2 separate regions of the Homo sapiens genome follow, and region 2 is linked to region 1. A link is a contact called in ENCODE Hi-C or POLR2A ChIA-PET data. All regions are on one chromosome and are shown on one strand. Each heading gives the region's core, a stretch centred on a gene start or an enhancer-like site at or near the end of the contact. The rest is flanking DNA. Distances are from core to core; before and after follow the strand shown. Region 1 holds the start of RNF114 (ring finger protein 114). Region 2 overlaps B4GALT5 (beta-1,4-galactosyltransferase 5).

What was found. A loop is a pair of places that touch in the nucleus more often than their neighbours do. ChIA-PET counts read pairs that join two places held with the same protein, here RNA polymerase II (POLR2A). Pooled maps may share reads with other maps.
Region 2: a loop to region 1 is called in a map with no recorded cell type, with 4 times the contacts of the local background. The contact joins the enhancer-like site here to the promoter of RNF114 in region 1. A Hi-C loop is called at or near these places in 2 of 37 single-sample maps with no recorded cell type and 4 of 50 pooled maps. POLR2A ChIA-PET finds 5 or more read pairs at or near these places in 2 of 52 experiments (GM10248 and endothelial cell of umbilical vein).

The regions. Positions count from the first base shown.
Region 1 is chr20:49,934,965-49,938,685 of GRCh38, reverse strand. It overlaps RNF114 (ring finger protein 114), which reads right to left and starts at 2,289. Exons shown (of 6, transcript NM_018683.4): 1 at 2,134-2,289. The coding sequence starts at 2,273. RefSeq lists silencers at 920-1,214, 1,500-1,794, 2,253-2,442, 3,009-3,088 and an enhancer at 2,035-2,640.
Region 2 is chr20:49,667,400-49,671,245 of GRCh38, reverse strand. All of the region lies in intron 1 of B4GALT5 (beta-1,4-galactosyltransferase 5), which reads left to right. Among named protein-coding and RNA genes, the nearest start is that of B4GALT5, 45 kb to the left of the region's middle. Within about 2 kb of position 2,510, at least 10 of the 41 ENCODE cell types and tissues checked have a DNase peak (open chromatin) inside an H3K27ac peak, as active enhancers do.

The DNA.
Region 1 (3,721 bases), core at 1,040-3,539:
TTCCTACTTATGCGCCCTTTTCTAGTTCAGCCTTCCGATGCTCCACTCCGTCACAGTGCTAGGAAGAAATTCCCTTCTCTTGGGCACCCAGCCAGCTGCCTTTCTCCAGCTGTATTCTACCAGATTGGAGAACACAGTCATTCAGGGCTTGAAATAAAGTTTTATAAAAATCCAATGCCCCAGCCAGAGTTGCAGTGATGCTCAACTTTCCAAGCACAAAAGGTAAAAATCAACTAGGCACAGGAGAAAGCAGTCGGTTGGAGCTAGCGGGGATTTGGGCTGCCCTCACAGAGGTGCTTCCATCTGTCTTCAATTTGCACTGAACTGCTGATCACGTGGGGCTAGGACAGCGAGGATAGAGAAGAGCCAAGGTTTGAAAACCAGTACTGTTCCTTGCCCTCTGACCTAGGAAAGGTTCACCAAGCTCAAGAAAATCTCAAATTTTGCTGCTCTTCATTTAGCAAACTGTGCTGGGTCTAGCCTTTTTACAAATGTTAATAGTAAATGAAATCCACTGAATTAATCCAAAATCAGGTAAATCTGATCCAAGGATAAGTGGATTCAATGAAAAAGCTAAAGACCACTTCAACTCTCGTGAAGCTTGCTTACACGACTTATTAGTTCATTCAACCATTACCTGATCACTCACCCCACGCACAGAGGTGTGATCCCTGAAATACCCTCCCACTTGCAGAATGAATTTTTACAATAGTTTGACCAGTCATTGGTACTTATTTATAATCAATTCACTGGACTGTAAACTCTGAAGGCAGAGTCTACCCCAAAATCTGGCACACAGAGGCCATTCCAGTCAGTTCAGGGGCAATAAAGATATGGCCACTCCGTCATGAGCTGTTAAGTTTTGCTCTGTGCAAGCAAGGAGAAGGAAGTTAAGTCCCAGAAAGGAAGTGGGGGAAGTAATTTAGATGGGGATGGTATTTGGTGAGGTAACTTAACCTGGGACTTGAAGCCTGAAAAGGGAGGGGTGGGGGGAAGAGTTCCAGGCTAACCGAATTGCAAAGATGAATAGCCTAAAGCAACATGATGAAGCAAAAAGCAGCCAGCTAGGTGCCAAGCACTGTTCTCTGGACTACTGAAATGGTCACCTGCAGTACATCTGGGAAGAGCTAGGCCACGGTGACCCTTCCCTAAGAGAGCCTCGGACCCTCAGTGTATTCACCTGTAAAATGGCTGCCAACCCTCCCCCGCTGCAGGGTGGCTATAGAATAATGCCCATGGAGTGCAATGGCTACTGTGCCCGCTGCCAAGACCAATGCCAAGGTGATCCCACGATAAGCACTGAGAGGGGCCAGAGGAAAAGCCAATTCTGAGGCAAGAAGCAGGTGGCCACGTTGTCTACAATTCTTTCAACTCAGATGTGTTTGTGCGTCTGATGGAACAAGGCTTAGATTCAAATCGACCAACCTGACCAACCTCGAAAGCCCCGGCCACAGCCCAGGACCTGGACTGGACATTTATACACATATCTGCTTTAATCATTATAACCACTCTATTCACAATATTCAGGTCATGAAGGCTTAATTGAAAACTGAAAGAAACAAACCTCCTACACAGGAAGTAGAATGCTAACAATCCCATCTGCCAACTCCCACCCCCCTTTCACAGCTAAGGGCAAACTGGCCAGATCCCCATAAAGACTTCCCTTTTGTTGTTTTAGTCTAGTTCAGCGTTTCTCCCGACTTTAGTGCACAGTAGAATAACTCGCCACAGCTAGACACGACGCCAAATGTCCTATGCTTTAAGAGCGACGTGGACTAGAAAGGAAACGTCGGCTCTCCAAGGGCGGACTTCGGAGCCTAAAGTCCCCGCAGGGCACGAGTCCACTATCACGTGTGGGAAGGAGACTGACAGGCCGCCTGGAACATCGCAGGCGCTCAACAGACAGCAGCTGCCCCGCTAAGACGGGCGGAGGAACGGGATACTTAGGAGTGAGCGGGGCGGGACAGAAGAGCGCCCCGGCAGCTTTCACGGCCCTTAGGAGCCCCGGGGGACACCCCCGGGAGGCCCCTCTGGGTGGGTCCTCTGGCTCCCGCCCTGAGACCCATCTCGCTCCTCGGCTCCATTCCCTTCCCAGTTAAGCGCCCCCCGACCAGGCCCGGGCTCGCCGCTTACACGTGTCCGCAGGGCACCTGTACCGGCTTCTCGTACACCTCTAAGCACACGGGACACGTGAAGCGTCCTAGGGGGTCAGCCTCCGCCGCCGGCCCCGCCAGCTGCGCAGCACCCCCGCAGTCCCGCTGTTGCGCCGCCATCTTGCTGCCGCTCTGCGCCGCGCAACGGCGGCCGATGAGGAGGAGGCCGAGGGGGCGGGGCTCGCGGGGCGGTGAGCGGTTGGGGGCGGGGCTAGCGGGTGGGCCGCCCCTCGGGGCCCCTCTGACGCAAGCGAGCTAGAGGCCGAGGGAAATCTGGAAAACGTGGAAGCCAAATCCAAAGGCTGCCAGAATTGGGACGGGCTCTGCGCGTGGGCCGCTGTTTTCCAAATTTATCGTTAGTTCGGCACCACTTGCACTATCACTATTTATCTTCGAATCAAGTTGCTTTTTCCTTAAATTTATTTATTTATTTATTTAATCTATTTTGGGACAAGGTCTTGCTTTGTCGCCCAGGCTGGTGTTCAGTGGCGCGCGCGATCATGGCTCCCTGCAGCCTCGACCACCGGGGTTCAAGCGATCCTCCCACCTCAGCCTCCTGCGTAGCTGGACCACAGGCAGTCACCACCATGCCGGACTAATTTATTTATTTTTGTATTTTTTGTAGAGACGGGGAAAGGAGGGGGGGAAGGAGTGGTGCAGAGAGCGGGCGGGTCTCACTGTGTTGCCGAGGCTGGCCTCGAACTCTTGGACGCAAGCAATCCGCCTGCCTCGGCAACCCGAAGTGCTGGGATTACAGCGGTGAGCCACAGTACCCAGCCATTTCTTAAATTTAAGCAAATTCTAATAACAGATCTAATTCCTGAGCTGCAAGAAGAAAATCAATATCATTTATTTATACAAAGGAGCTGGGCAAGGTGGCTTACTTCTGTAATCTCAGCACTTTGGGAGGCCGAGGTGGGCGGATCGCTTGAGCCTAGGAGTACTAGAGCAGCCTGGCCAACATGGTGAAACCCCGTCTCTACTAACAATACTAAAATTAGCCAGGCGTGGTTGCCCATGCCTGTAGCCTCAGCTACTCAGGACGCTGAGGCAGGAAAAGCCTTTGACCTGGGAGGCGAAGGTTGCCGTGGGCCAAGATGGCTCACTCACTCCAACAGTCACTAAACTCCAGCCTGGGCAACAAGAACGAAACTCCGTCTGAAAAAAAAAAAAAAAAACAAAAACACAACCTGGCTAACACGGTGAAACCCTGTCTCTACTAAAAATACAAAAAATTAGCCGGGCGTGGTGGCGGGCGCCTGTAGTCCCAGCTACTCGGGAGGCTGAGGCAGGAGAATGGCTTGAACCTGGGAGGCGGAGCTTGCAGTGAGCCAAGATCTTGCCACTGCACTCCAGTCTGGGCGACAGCGCGAGACTCCCTCTCAAAAAACAACAACAACAACAACAAAACAAAACAAAAAAACCCCAACAACAAAGTACATTCATTTCATATTGTGCAATCATCACCATCAGCTATCTCTAAAATTCTGGTCTTCTTGCTAAACTGAAACTGAAATTCTGTCCCCATTAAACAATAACTTCCTCTTCCCTCCTCCCATCCCCATACC
Region 2 (3,846 bases), core at 1,261-3,760, 270 kb after region 1:
CACCACACCCGGTTAATTTTTGTATTTTTTGTAGAGATGGGGTTTCGCCATGTTGACCAGGCTGATCTTGAACTCCTGACCTCAGGTGATCCGCCCACCTTGGCCTCCCAAAGTGCTGGGATTATAGGCATGAGCCACCGTGCCTGGCCTGCACGGTATGATTTTTAAATAGTGAGTACTTCTAAAACAATAATCATTATTTCAGTGATAGCTGAGTTAGTCATGGTCTGATTTTGCCATAATTTTTTTTCCAGACCCTTTTGGTGCATAGATAGGTTGGAGTTTTGCTTTTATAAGTAGCACTGAGATAAACAGTATTGAACACATTTGTTATTTATCCAATTATTTCTTTAGGATGAATACCTGAAAGTAGGAACTACTGGGTTAGAGTATGAACATTTCACTTTGATCTGTATTGCCAACCTCTCTAGAGGTTATATCAATTTGTTTCCATCAACAAGGTGTGGGATACCTGTTCCACCAAAGCCTCTGAATGTTGGTGAGGCTTTGGTAGAACAGGTATCAGTCTTTTGACTCATTTAGACAAGCAGTTTGTAGTGTCAACTTAAAATTTTACGTTACATGTTTGCAAAGGGTTAGAAGAAACTTAGTTGTAGGCAGATAGCAGTTCAGTGTTGAAGAAATTCAACTTTTTGCTATAGAATTGCATTCTTTTAAACCCTCACTCAGTCAGACACCATGATGCATGCCTGTAGTCCCAGCTGCTTGGGAGCTAAGGCATGAAGATCTCTTGAGCTCAGGAATTTGAGACCAGCCTGGGCAACATAGTAAGACCCTGTCTCAAAAAAATAAATCATTACTGTTGTAAAGAACATTGGTAAAACAGAAGGAAAAAAGGTCATCTCACATCACTGTTACTCCCTAACAGCAAAGCAGGTTGGTAAATTTGCCTCAAGTCTGTTTTAGCCTGATACATGTTCTTATTCCTTAGCAATAGTTGTCAAGATATAGCAGAACTTTTTTCATGTTGTTAAAAATGTGATAGTCTATGCTAAATATTATACATAAGGTGTATGGTGATAAGGTTGCATAGTTTTCACTTTTAAAGATGTGTAAGATTCCGTCAAGTTTTGTGTCACAGTTTATGTGCTGTTGTTTTAGTAAGTGAAAGCAAGTTTATTAGAGAAGAAAAGAAACTGGCTACTCCACAGGCAGAGCAGCACTGAGAGCTGCTGGTTGTTGATTTTGAGTTGTTTCCCAAGATTTTGCTTTTAGAAATAATGTAAGTAAAAACTTTGTGCATAGAATAGCCTCATATTTAGGATACTTTGCTAGCTCAGAAGGTATGAGCATTTTTATGGCTATTGTTGAATTTGCAAATAGTTTTCCCAAAGGGTTTATACCAGTCTGCACGAACACCAGCACAGTTGGTGAAGTATCAGTTTCACTATGACCTTTTCTGGCTTATAGCCTTTTTTTTTGTGGTTGCAGAAAAACCAGTATACTTCTACCTTAAAAAAGCAAGGCAACTCCTCCGGCTATCACAGCATCTGTGTGCCAAGCTATAATTCTTTTTTTTTTTTTTTTTGAGGTGGAGTTTCGCTCTTGTTGCCCAGGCTGGAGTGCAATGGCGCGATCTTAGCTCACTGCAACATCCGCCTCCCAGGTTCAAGTGATTCTCCTTTCTCAGCCTCCCGAGTAACTGGGATTACAGGCATGCACCACCATGCTCGGCTGATTTTGTATTTTTAGTAGAGACGGTGTTTCTCCATGTTGGTCAGGTTGGTTGCGAACTCCTGACCTCAGGTGATCCACCTGCCTCAGCCTCCCAAAGTGCTGGGATTACAGGTGTGAGCAACCACGCCCAGCCTATGTAATTCTTTAATAAATAGCTAAATGCCTACTATTTATCAGAAGTTGATGAAGAAAAGAATAAGACTGTCTGTACTCTTAAGGAGCTTACAGTCTATTGGAAGAGAGAGACATGCTCAAATTTGTAGAGGTCATGGATAGAAGTTGGTGTATCAGTTGAGAAAGAGCCCAAAGATAGGTGTAGGCAGTTCTAATCTTGGGGGTGGGATGATACCAGGAAAAGCTAGGAAAGGGACATTAAAGCTTAGTATTGGCTGGGCATGATGGCTCTCACATGTAATCCCAGCAGTTTGGGAGGCTGAGGCAGGAGGATTGCTTGAGCCCAGGAGTTTGAGACCAGCCTGGGCAACAAAGTGAGATTCTACCTCTACAAAAATAAAAAAATTCACCAGATGTGGTGGTGTACGCCTGTGGTCCCAGCTACACAGGAGGCTGAGGCAGGAGGATTGCTTGAGCCAAGGAAGTTGAGGTTGCAGTGAGCTGTGTTTGTGCCACTGCAATCCAGCCTGGGTGACAGGACGAGACACTGTCTAAAAAAAAAGCTTAGTATGAGCGGGTGTCACAAAAGCACGTTCATACAGAGGAGGTGTCAGTGGGGGTGGGAGGCTGGAACCACAAGGCAATTCAGGGACAGGGATTGGTCGGTGGAGTGGGGGCGGTGACGGACAGAGATTAGGACGAGGGGGTGCGGAGGTGAGGGGAGCAGAGCCTTTGTTCTGGTTTCAGTTCCACAGAGGAGTGTGGCAGTGCTGGTCTTGTGCCTCTAGCACATTCCCATCAGCAACATCCGTCATACCCTGACGCCCCCCCCACCCCCACCCATTCTCCGCAGGGTTGTTTTGATAAGTGTACGTGTTCAGTTTCAATGGAACCAGCAAGGTAATTTACAGTTTTCTCCCACCCAAGCTTATACTGAGGTTATGTGGCTGTGCATGTGGATATTGGTACTTCTGAGGGTTGATAACTGGTCATGCTATTAAGAATTTTGGGGGAAGCAAAGCTGAAGCTTAGATCAGTAAAGTACTTACCATAGGCTACCCAGCCATCTAGTATCTGTTTAGACAGCATTTTCATGTCTAATCTTATGTACAGTTTAATAATTTAACAGATGGTAGACTAATAGGTCAGTGGAAATGTTTATAGGGTACTTCATAGCTGTTAATTTTTACCACTTGGATTTTTTTAATAGCTAGGAATAGTAATTAGGGTGAAAAATGAAACCTACGAATGACTTTGTGATTTTTCTGCCTCAAATGAGAAGGATTAGGAAAGCAAAAGTTTCCTCAAATCAATTTTTCCCCCAAAATATTTTTTTGTATTATTTACTTTGTTAATGTGTGTATGTGTCCCCCCTCCTCCCAGTTCTCTTTAAACACTTTTTGTATGAAAATTGTCACACGGTTGCTCCAAAATATTTAAATAGATAAGACAATGGGTGTAAATTTTGCTGCCAAAAATTCCTTGTATCTTAAAAAAGCTGTATTTTCTCTCTTAAATGTATGTTAATGTATGTAATGCATAGTATGAGTATCCAGCATTTTAAGCAGATTTAAAATGGAAAAATTCATGATTCACATTAGAGCTTCAAACTTATAAAATTTGGGGGATGCATTATAGCGTGAGTATTGGCACCCACTCCTGAAGTGGAATATTGGAAGCCTGAAATATATGACATGTTGACAGTAAAGATCCAGGTAATATTGGCCATGCGGGGTGGCTCACACCTATAATCCCAGCACTTTGGGAGGCCAAAGTGTGAGGACTGCTTGAGCCAGGGAGGTTAAGACTGCAGTGAGCCATGATCGTGCCACTGCACTCCAGCCTGAGTGACAGAGCAAGATCCTGTCAAAAACAACAACAGGCCGGGCGCGGTGGCTCACACCTGTAATCCCAGCACTTTGGGAGGCCAAGGCGGGTGGATCACAAGGTCAGGAGATCGAGACCATCCTGGCTGACACAGTGAAACCCCGTCTCTACTAAAAATACAAAAAAAATTAGCCGGGCGAGGTGGCA